3 separate regions of the Homo sapiens genome follow, and regions 1 and 2 are each linked to region 3. The links are chromatin contacts, found by Hi-C or POLR2A ChIA-PET in ENCODE. All regions are on one chromosome and are shown on one strand. The core of a region is the stretch at or near the end of the contact, and the rest is flanking DNA. Distances in the headings are between cores, read along the strand shown.

What was found. A loop is a pair of places that touch in the nucleus more often than their neighbours do. ChIA-PET counts read pairs that join two places held with the same protein, here RNA polymerase II (POLR2A). Pooled maps may share reads with other maps.
Region 1: a pooled map shows a loop between it and region 3 (6-fold over the local background). The contact joins the enhancer-like site here to the promoter of EPB41L5 in region 3. A Hi-C loop is called at or near these places in 6 of 50 pooled maps.
Region 2: a loop to region 3 is called in a map of naive thymus-derived CD4-positive, alpha-beta T cell, with 2.7 times the contacts of the local background. The contact joins the promoter of INHBB here to the promoter of EPB41L5 in region 3. A Hi-C loop is called at or near these places in 1 of 168 maps with a recorded cell type or tissue (naive thymus-derived CD4-positive, alpha-beta T cell) and 5 of 50 pooled maps. POLR2A ChIA-PET finds 5 or more read pairs at or near these places in 1 of 52 experiments (WTC11).

What each region holds. Positions count from the first base shown.
Region 1 is chr2:119,646,255-119,649,696 of GRCh38, reverse strand. It overlaps CFAP221 (cilia and flagella associated protein 221), which reads right to left. Exons shown (of 24, transcript NM_001271049.2): 22 at 2,647-2,739. Among named protein-coding and RNA genes, the nearest start is that of TMEM177, 31 kb to the left of the region's middle. RefSeq lists a silencer at 58-258. Within about 2 kb of position 2,081, at least 2 of the 41 ENCODE cell types and tissues checked have a DNase peak (open chromatin) inside an H3K27ac peak, as active enhancers do.
Region 2 is chr2:120,344,116-120,347,421 of GRCh38, reverse strand. It overlaps INHBB (inhibin subunit beta B), which reads right to left and starts at 1,286. Exons shown (of 2, transcript NM_002193.4): 1 at 786-1,286. The coding sequence starts at 1,233. It overlaps LOC105373989 (putative cuticle collagen 91), which reads right to left. Exons shown (of 3, transcript XM_047446882.1): 3 at 1,429-2,535. The coding sequence ends at 1,508.
Region 3 is chr2:120,011,328-120,014,656 of GRCh38, reverse strand. It overlaps EPB41L5 (erythrocyte membrane protein band 4.1 like 5), which reads right to left and starts at 1,580. Exons shown (of 25, transcript NM_020909.4): 1 at 1,447-1,580. It overlaps LOC107985817 (a long non-coding RNA gene), which reads right to left. Exons shown (of 4, transcript XR_001739205.2): 3 at 2,999-3,017; 4 at 1,953-2,264. RefSeq lists a silencer at 1,235-1,404.

The DNA of each region.
Region 1 (3,442 bases), core at 832-3,331, 370 kb after region 3:
GGGAATAAAACCCAAAGTAAAGTGCTTTTGGGGTCTCTCAGCTGTGATGCAATGTGGGAGACATGCAGACGAGACTGCATCAATGCTGGGCAGCTTCACTAAGCCTTGGTGGACTGGCTCACCCTGGATCCTAGGCTTCTGTTTATTCTTGCTGCCTATCTATGAGTCATACATCTGCTTTGCCTGACTTACTGTTCTTGCGTTCTGTCTCACTAAACTAGACCTAAGAACCTTTGCAGATGTCAAAGAAACAGAAAAATATGTTGATAAATATGGACGCTCCTTGACTTACAATGAGGTTAGGTCCCATTAGACCCATCATGAGTTGTAAATATCGTGAGTTGAAAGTGCATTTTTGACTTATGATAATTTCTACTCATAATGGGCTTATCTGGATAGAACCTCATCATAAGTCGAGGAGTGTACTGGATGAGAATCACTTTCACACCACTGTAAAGCTGAAAAATCATAAGTCAAACCTATGTAAGCCAGGTACCGTCTGTAGTTTCCATAATATTTTGATAAGTGACAGGAGTTAAATACTGAGAGCTTCATTCGTGAAGTGAGAAAGCAAAGACCATGTATAGGCACAATTCATTCATGAGCTGCATCTCAAATAAAAATGAAGACATCCATCTCACCACAGAAATATACTTCAGAACACTTCCTTCACTCACTTCAAGGCAATGCAGTACCAGGTAACTGCTACCAGCGCAGGAGTCAGAACCAAATGCAGAATGATCAGGCAGGCACAGGGCTGGGCGCTTTGCCTGAACAGTGATCACAGCCCAGACCTTTCATGCCAGTACTTCACGCCAGTCTAACAGAAGCACGCAGGAGCATCTGGCTTTTGGTAAAGCAGCTAAGTTGGCCTCTTGTGTTTCCAGCTTTTCACTTGTCCCCTCCTCGTGTTTTCCCAGAACTCCCCACTGGACCAGGAGTCTTCTCATTCCCATCACCTCTCCTGCCACTGACCCTCAAGCCTGAACTCTAAAAACGCTCTGGTGATTTTATACTGAGTTATAAGTGAGACTTAAAATGTTCCCTCCCCAGAGGTAGTTTAATAGAAACAAAGCGCAAAGCTAAAGGAATGGGTCTTCAGTAACAGGAGTTCAGGAAATAGCGGGTAGGGAGGAACTCTGGGACCAAGAGTCTTCCTAATGTGCCGGAGCTCTTGTCATGCAGGGCTGGTGGCCTTCTTTGTGCTATACCCCGACTCTGTCGTCACAGATACAGCAGCAGATCCAGGTGCTCCTTTATACCCCCAAAGACATGAAAAATCAAAATTTAAAAATATCAGAAATATGTATTCATTTTCTACACTTGAGACATAACACTGGATGGAGGAAAACCTCTTGGGATATGAATACCTCTTCATCTGATGTTTTGGAAATCTAACCATGTATCTTCTCTTATGCTTATTTTCTCATAATGTTACTATTGGGTGATACAACTTCATTCTAAAGTGAGCTGTTGCTTGCCTACCAAGTGTCAGATAGCGGGCTAGGGGTTTGGAATACCAGGGTCATTAATGGTAGTATATCTAATTATCAAAACCTTACTATGTGTGAGGCACTGAACTAAACATTGGGCATGTAGTAATTCATTTGCTTTTCATAGCCACCCATGAGATGGGTCCTGGGATCATTCCATTTGAAAATGAGGACATTGGGGCACTGAGAGGTGAAGTCAGTGGCCCAAGGTGTACTGTGAGTGAGTGGCGGTGGTGGTGGTGGTGGTGTTGAACCCACAGCCTACCCCTTCATCACACTATTCTATACAACATTTCGGGTGCTCTATAATCTTCTAATGGAATCTAATTTTAATGAGAGATGAGTTTGTATACAACCTTATGCTATGTTGGTTAATTAAACTAGAAAACTTAAATGAATTTTACTTTTGCCTGGTAGAAAGTATCTGCTTTAAAACATATGGAACTTCTAATTTTCTCCCTGAAATTATGTGGTGATATAATAAGTAGCTAAGTATATTTTTAAAAAAGAGGAAGTAATGACTCAGATCTAGAGGCATTTGCAAATGGGGCAATGCCAGGTGAGCCAGCTGGACGTACACGTGTGAGCTGGACGTACGAATGCTGTATGCTGTGGTGCTCATGATGGAGAAGCTGCCCTGGGACAAGGGCACAGGCTTTGCTTGGCTCAGGTTTCCCATTCTCAGCTCTGCTGCTGTGTCTGTAGCCATCAATTGTAAATGAGCATACGGATAGGAGATTCAAAACCATTTCACTGGCTGTTGCGTGCTGATCAGTAAAATCAAATGTAAGTGCCTTACTTCTGGACTTGTATTTCTTTATGCCCATCCAAGTCCTACCTATCTTTCACATACTAACCCAAGTCCATGTGACCACTGAAGCCTTCCAAGGCCATTTGGCACCACCTCAGATCTCTCCCTTGAGCTCCTGGAAGAGCTAAAGATCAGGAAGCCATAGAGCTTAGAGACTGTCGATTCTCCACCACGAATTTAACATCTTATCTAGGTGATGGTATGGATGGGTGTTAGCCTTATCTTCTCATTTGAGTTGCAAGCTCAGGAACTGTGTGCTATTCTGAAGTTCCTCACAGCACCTCACATATTTTTGGAAAACAGACCACATTAGAGGCCAAAGATTAAAAAAAAAAAAAATACCGTTCTACTGTTTCTAGTCTGTCCTCTTCTGGTAAGGCATCAAGGATGGCAGGGACGTCTATCGGAAGCATAAATGAATTGAAGGAATCGCAGCTGTGGAAAAACCACACAAGCAGTCAAAGATAGAGTCACACTAGAAGTCTTGGGGTCTTTACATAATTTTCTAAAGAATTTTTATTTTACTGCTGGCGAGGCCTCTACTACTCTGTCCTCCCTCACTCTTGAAAAGCCATTTATGGTTCCCAGAGGCAAAGGCAGGGGATGCAATAGGCCCCAGGCAAACCTGGGAGAATGTTGCCAAGTAAGACACTTCCTGGAGTTTAAAAAGAGAATCATAGAATTTTTCAGTTTGTAGTGTTTAAAATTGTATTATCTCCTGGGGTGAGTGTAGTTAGATACTGATATGGTTTGGTCCTGTCCCCACCAAATCTCAGGTTGAATAGTAATCCCCAGTGTTGGAGGTGGAGCCTGGTGGGAGGTGATTGGATCGCGGGGGTGGAGTTCTCAGGAATGGGTTAGCACCATCTCCTTGGTGCTGTTCTCATGATGGTGAGTGAGTGAGTTATCTTGAGATCTGGTTGTTTAAAAGTGTGTGGCACCTCCTCGTCACTCTTCCTCCTGCTCTGGCCATGTGAGGTGCTGGCTTCCCCTTTGCCTTCCGCCATGATTGTAAGTCTCCAGAGGCCTCCGCAGAAGCCAAGCAGAAGCTGTCCTGCTTCCTGTACAGCTTATGGAACTATGAGCCAATTAAACCTCTTTTCTTTATAAATTACTCAGTTTCAGGCATTTGTTTATA
Region 2 (3,306 bases), core at 37-2,536, 330 kb before region 3:
TTGCAATCTGGGGCCGGGGGGGGGGGCGGATTCCAGAAAGGAGCCATACCCTTTGTTAACTACGACTCTGCCTCTCGGGCGAGGGGTCTGCTGCAGCTGCCAGGCAAGCCGAGAGGCACGGGGCTGTCCCCGAACCGCGGCTTTCTCTGTGTAAATGATGGACCTGTTGAGAAGCCTGCCTTCCGCCCGATTCCGGTGCCCACACAATCGGAAGAGAGGTTGCCTAGCTCTCCCCAGCGAGGCTTCAGCAATCCTGGCAAGCCCACGCCGCCGGTGATGGAAGCGGCCCCAGGGGCCTCTCACGCAGGCACACACACACACAGACACACACACAGATACACACACACTCTCTCTCTCCTCCGGCCCACGTATATCAACAAGCACACACATCTCCATCCACACTGCTAAGCCTACACTCCGATCGTGGGAAACAAAAACATTAAGCAATCACCAAGCAAGTGCCCGCAGAGCCAGGGCCGCGCGCATCTGCCGGGAGGGGGACGCGCGCCCAGAGGCGCTGGGGCCCGATTCCGGAGAGCAGGGGTGGAGGGCCAGGCGATCGGCGGCGGGGGGTTGAGGCAGCAGGCAAGGGTCTGCGGCCTGGGGGAAGAGGACTGCAACCCGGGCGGAGCGCGCAGGGCCACGGCCGAAGGAGCTCTGCCGGGAGTCCAGGCTGCCCCAGGGCGCGCGGGCTGCGGTGGCGGCGGTGGCAGCCGGAGCTAGCAAGGAGAGGGAGAGCGGGAGCGAGCGGGGACCGCGGCAGACAGCCGGAGGGCCGGACCCACCTGTCTCGGCGAAGCTGATGATTTCGGAAACGCGCTCCTGGCCGTCGGCGCCCGGGCTGGCGTGGCCGTCGAGGTGCGGGATCTCCACGCGGCCGTCCTCGCGCACCTTGCCCGCGTGCAGCTTGCGCAGGGCCGTGACCATGGCGGCCTTAGGCACGGCGTGCGTGATGTTGGGCCGGCCCCGCATCTGCAGGCGGCTCAAGATGTGCCGCTTCACCGCCTCCAGGAAGTCGCCGTCCACTCGGCCGAGCTCCTCTGGCCGCCGGAAGCCGCCGCACGACGTACAGGTGTCCTGCGAGCCACCCGGGGATCCGGGTGGCGGGGGTGGCGGCGGCGCGGCAGGCGTCGGCGGGGGCGTGGGTGAGCCCCAGGCCTCAGGCCCCAGCCAGCCGGCCGCCAGCAGCAGAAGGCAGGCGGCCCCCAGCGCCCGACCGGGCAGCCCGTCCATGGTGCGCCGCTGGCGACGAGGGCGCCCGCCGCGAGGCGAGCCGAGTCGAGCCGAGCGCAGGGCCGGGCTCCGGGCTCCGGGCGCGCCGCCCCGCCCCGCCCCCGCCCGCGCCCGCGCCCGCCCGGGCCTCCGCCCGCCCGCCCGCCGGGAGGGCTGCCGCCGGCTCGCAGGGGGAGGGGGCCGGCCGGGCCTCGGGGGTTCCCGCGCGGCAGGGAAGGGGCGCCGAGGGCCCCGGGGGCCCGAGGGGCGCGCCGGGCGGGGCGGAGGTCGCGGGTCACTGCCGCACGGGCGTCTCGGGGCGCCTCGGCATCTGCAGCCTTCTCCCCATCCTTTCCGCGTCGGGGGCCCCGCAGCCCCGGTTCGGGTGAAGCGAAAGCAGCGTCAGTGGGAGCGGCGGTTCGGCCGGCGGCTGGGGAAGGTGGCGAAAGAGCGGGTCCACGCAACTTGGCTGAGACGGAAGCGAAGGCGCTGGAGCCCCCCGGAGCGGAGCCGGGCGCGGCTTGGCGCGGCGCTGCGGCGGGCGCTGCGGCGGGGCCCCGCGCTCGCACCTGAGCGCCTCGCCCTCACTGCCTCGCGCCAGGAAGGGCCGCCGGCGGCGGAGACGGGCAGGTCGTCCTCGCCGCGGGCCGGCGGGCAGTGGCGCGGAGCAAGCTTGGTGCCCGGGAGAGCCGGCCGCGCGGGCCCGCTCACAGGCGGCGCCGAGCCCTCGGCCGCGGGCCCTGCAGTCCTCCCGGCGCGTCACACGGCAAAGTTGTCTCCAGGATCCCTGGGCGCCGCATCCACGGGCGGGCGGCCGCAGCGCGCTTCGCCGGGGCCTCTGCTCCGCCCGCCTCCTCGCAGCCTCCCTCCTTCCCTCCGCCTGCCTGCGCGGCCCGGCCGGGCGCGGGGCGCCGGGCGAGGAAGGCGAGGGGGAGGCAGGGCCCTTCTCGCTCCTGTCTCTTCTGCCTGCCGCGGCGGCGGCGAGGTCGGCTCGAGCGCCGAAAAGTCTCGCAGCGTCCCCGGGTGCAGTGCCCTCGCTCGCGCTCGTACTGGCACCCGCCGCAGGGCCGGGAGAGAGCGGGCGGGCGGCGGCGGCGTCCCCGCGCCGGGCCGCGGCACGGAGTGCGGAGCTCGCCGAGGAGGAGTTCTTCTCTTTGGTCTCTCTTCTTTTACTCTCCCCGTTTTTTCTCCCAAGGGGGAAAAAAGCCGCACAATCTCCGTATGTGCGCGCGCGTTGAGATAGACGTTGGCAGAAAAAAGGGGGGGAGGGAGGGTGTCGTCCTGCCCGTGCGAGAGGAGACGGTCCGTACCTCCCCGCTCGAGCTTCCCGGGGTGGGGGGAGGAGGAGAAAGCGGAATCTGTTCAGGTTGGGGCTGCCCGCTCCCCGCGCTCACCCCTGCTTCCCACCGCTTTTTTCCTTTCTGCCTTCCCGAGAAGGAGGGGCGAGCCGGCCCTCTCCCCTCCCCTCCTCTCCCCTCCCACCCCCCGCAATGCCGGGCTACTTTTGCTACCTCGAAACTTTCCCACCACGTGGGCGCCCCGGACCCTTGCCCAGCTGGGCGGCCGGCGGCACCGACGGGTTCCAGGCGCTGGACCCAGGCGCTCCTCCCGGCCCACTCCCGCCTCCCCGCCGCCGCGCAGGCCCTGCCTCTGTCCCAGCTGCCGCCCTCCCCAACCAGCAGAGGCGACTCCCGCCGCCGTGGCCGCCCCCGGCCCTCCCGGGGCGCTCCCTCGCGGCCGAGCCTGGCGAGGCGAGCGGGGTGCGGCGCGGCCTGGGATGCCAGAGGCAGGCTCCGCCGGCGGCTGCCGCTCTGGGGCTGCAGTGCCCTCACCCAGCTCCCCGGGCCGCCGTCGCACTGGCCGAGGCGTGGACCCTGCGAGCTGGAGGGCGGGAAGGCAGTAGCCACTGGAGGCCTGGCCAGCGGCTGCGTCTGCTGGGCCAGGAGGAACGCCCCGATTGTGCGGGATCCCAGGCGCGCGGCCCGGAGGCCACTGAGCCTCAGGGCTTGAGGGGCTGGCAGGGTCTACAGTACCCCACCCCCACCCCCACCCCCAGGGAATTCCCACTTTCGCCAGCAGACAAACTTTGGCTTC
Region 3 (3,329 bases), core at 331-2,830:
CGCTCCCATTTCACTGGACTAACTTCAGACTTATAGTTGAAATGTCTTATTCTCAGAAAAGCAATCTCAGACTTGTGAGTCTAAATTCGACATCTCTTTCAGTACTCTTAGCCTTTTCTTTATAACAAAGAAATTGTAATTAAATATCTGTTAATTATTATCTTTTTTACTGACTACTTCCCCCACTCACACACAAGGACAAAGACTTCGTCTGGCTTGTTCACTACTTTGGCCCAACAGCTGGCTTAACCCGCATCTCGCCTGACACACTAGAATGACACAGTGGAATTTTTGGATGGTAGGTTTATGTGGCTTCCAAAAAACAGTAGTTTCTACTCTAGTTCCTAACTAGAAGGATTTCCTTTAGAATCATAAAATGCAAATTTAAGCAATCCTATCAGAAGTTGGTTAAAAAAAGTACCCAAAACCCAAAAGTTAGTCATGAAATATGTATACTCTTACATGACTGGTGGCCACAATATGGTTGGTTAATTGCTTTTTGATAAAGCAATATAACATACAGCAAATGCCATTTAAGGTAACACTATATTTTGTCCCAGTATTCCCAATAAAGAAAATGCAAGCGAGTAATTCAACAGCAGTTACGCATATCGTTTTCGAATAATGTTAACCTATTTTCTAAAGCCTGCACAGCATATTACATGCACAAATAATCCAACAAGGTTAACTAGAGCTCAGCAACGGGTTATGTTAGAAACTGAGTTAATGCAGTTGTGGGTTACATTACAAATGTACACGGTTATGGGAATTTTCCCCGTAATTCTTTAAAAACTTTTAATATTAGTCTAAAATATTGCCAAACGTTTTAAGAGTTGGGTCTCGCTCTTAGGTAGAATTCGAGTAACCACAGACACAATTAACATTTACACACCAAAGAACCCATCATTAGCACGACAACCGTCCCGGGTGGGGGCGGGGCGGGACCTTCAGACCTCGTCTTTCATGGGAACACACCTGCCTCTCCTTTCCCAAGAGACTGAAGTTTTTCTCAAATACAGGTTAGCTCGAAAAGTCCACCAAGACAGTGACACAAACTCAGTTCGTTTTTCCCCTTCCCTTGCGACTTTTGTCTCTCCCGCTGGACGGCAGCCCAGCGGACCAGCGAGGGGTACCCGCGGCTCGGGGAGCGCGTCCGCTCGGCAAACATTAACCCGGCTGCCCCGGGCCCTCCGCCCCGGCCCGTCGCGCGGTATCGACCGAAACTCGGCGGCCCTGCCTCATTGGCCGCCGCCGCCCCTCCCTCCGGCGGGATTAATGCCCTGCCGGCCCGACGAGAGAGGGGCCGGCCGCCCTAGGGTCTGGGTGCGGCCCCCGCCCGCCTCCCCGGGGACAAGGCCGCTACCGCAGGCGCGGGCGAGGAAGGGTCCACTCGGCTAGGAGCGCAGCGGACTGTACTGCGGCGCCGCCGCCGGGCCTCGCGCTTACCTGAGCTGGGGACGGCGCAGCCCCGGCGACCAGAGCGGGGAAGAGCCGAGCAAGGCTGAGAAAGGGGCGGCTCCTCGGTAGACGCCGAGAAATGGCGCCCACAACGAGCCCACCGGCTCTAATCCCCGGAGGACCCCGACCTCCCGCCCGTCCACCCCTTAAAGCTCCCTCCCAGCTCCGCCCCCAGGGCGGAGCGCTCCGCTCTTAAACGGGCGATGACACCGCCCCGGAAATTGGCCGGCGCGGCGACTGGAGAGAAACCGGCGAGGCCGGGCCCGGCCGGGCTGGAACTAGCGCCAGCAGCCGGGCGTCCGCGGCTGGTTTAAAGGGGCGCTGCCGAAACCCAGTTCCCGCTGCGGCCCTCCGCCCGCGGAGGAGGCGCCCGTCCGCAGACAGACCCCAGTTAGTCCTATCACGAAGGAGGCTGGTGGAGCTGGCTGCTAGATTCATTCATCCATTCGTTCAAGAGATTAAATCCTTCGCAAATACTTATTGAGAGCCTGTCACGTATTTCCTCCCTTTTTCTCCTTTGTAGGGATTAAAATACATTTAAATCTCTGCTGTTAAAGTGACTTTCACTCTACTGGGGAAACAGTAAACAAATAGGTGTCACAAGGTGATTAAGTGTAAATGAGGAAAAATAAAACTGGGAAAGAGAAATAAAAGATTACTGCTTAGCAGAGTGTGGTCAGGAGGGTACTCTAACAAGGTGACATTCAGTCCGTTCATTCTACAGGTAATTGATTGAAGTGCCTACTTACTGTGAGTTCTGTGTTCTAGACACGAGATACGACAGACAACCAAGACAGACAAAAATCCTTCCCGGAGTTTACGTTATAGCAGGAATATAAACGAGACATAAAATAAACGAGATAAATTAGTGAAATTAAATACTGTCAGACATTGGTAAATGCTAAAAAGAAAAGTACAAGTAGGGAATAACCACAGGCAGTGAGGGTTTGCGATTTTACATAGCAGGTCACAATAAGAAGGTGGCATTTGGCTGGGCGCGGTGGCTCACTCCTGTAATCCCAACACTTTGGGAGGCCGAGGCGGGCGGATCACGAGGTCAGGAGATCGAGACCAGCCTGGCCAACACTGTGAAACTCCGTCTCCACTAAAAATACAAAAATTAGCTGAGCCTGGTGGCGTCCGACTGTAGTCCCAGCTACTCAGGAGGCTGAGGCAGGGGAATCGCTCGAACCCGGGAGGCGGAAGTTGCAGTGAGCCCAGATCACGCCACTGCACTCCAGCCTGGCGACAAAGCCAGACTCAGTCTCAAAAAAAAAAAAAAAGGTAGCATTTGAATGAAGACCTAGAGGAGGTGTGGGAGGAACCCTGTGGCCATCTGGGGAGAACCGAAGGGAACAGCAAGGGCAAAAGGCCCTGCAAGGGGACAGGTCTGTCTTTTCAAGGAAGTCCAGTGTGGCTAGAAGTGAGGAAGCAAGAGGAAGAGGAGGTGACAGTCAGAGAGGAAAGGGGTAAGATGTAGGGCCTTGTGGGCCCTGGCTAGAGCTCTGAGAGAGGTGGGGGAGCCACTGGAAGGTGTTACCTTGAGGACCCTCTGCTTGCTGAAATGAAAAGAGACAAATACTCATTGAGCTTCTTCTCGGGATTTGGCACTGCCCACTCCTCCACCACCCCAAAACGTAGTAGACAGGCTTGGCAGCTCATCTCTGCCCCATGTGGTGTTGGCTGGGCAGCTCAACAGGTGCTGGAGCTGCCAAGGTGGTTTCACTGGTCTGTGTGGCATCTCCGCTGGGGTGGCTGCAAAGAACAGCTGAGTTCTGCCTGGGCTACTCTCTTGCAGATCCGCTGGTGTGGCAAAACAGTGAAAACAGAAGCTCTGAGGCCTATGAAGGGCTATGCCCAGCAGTCACGGA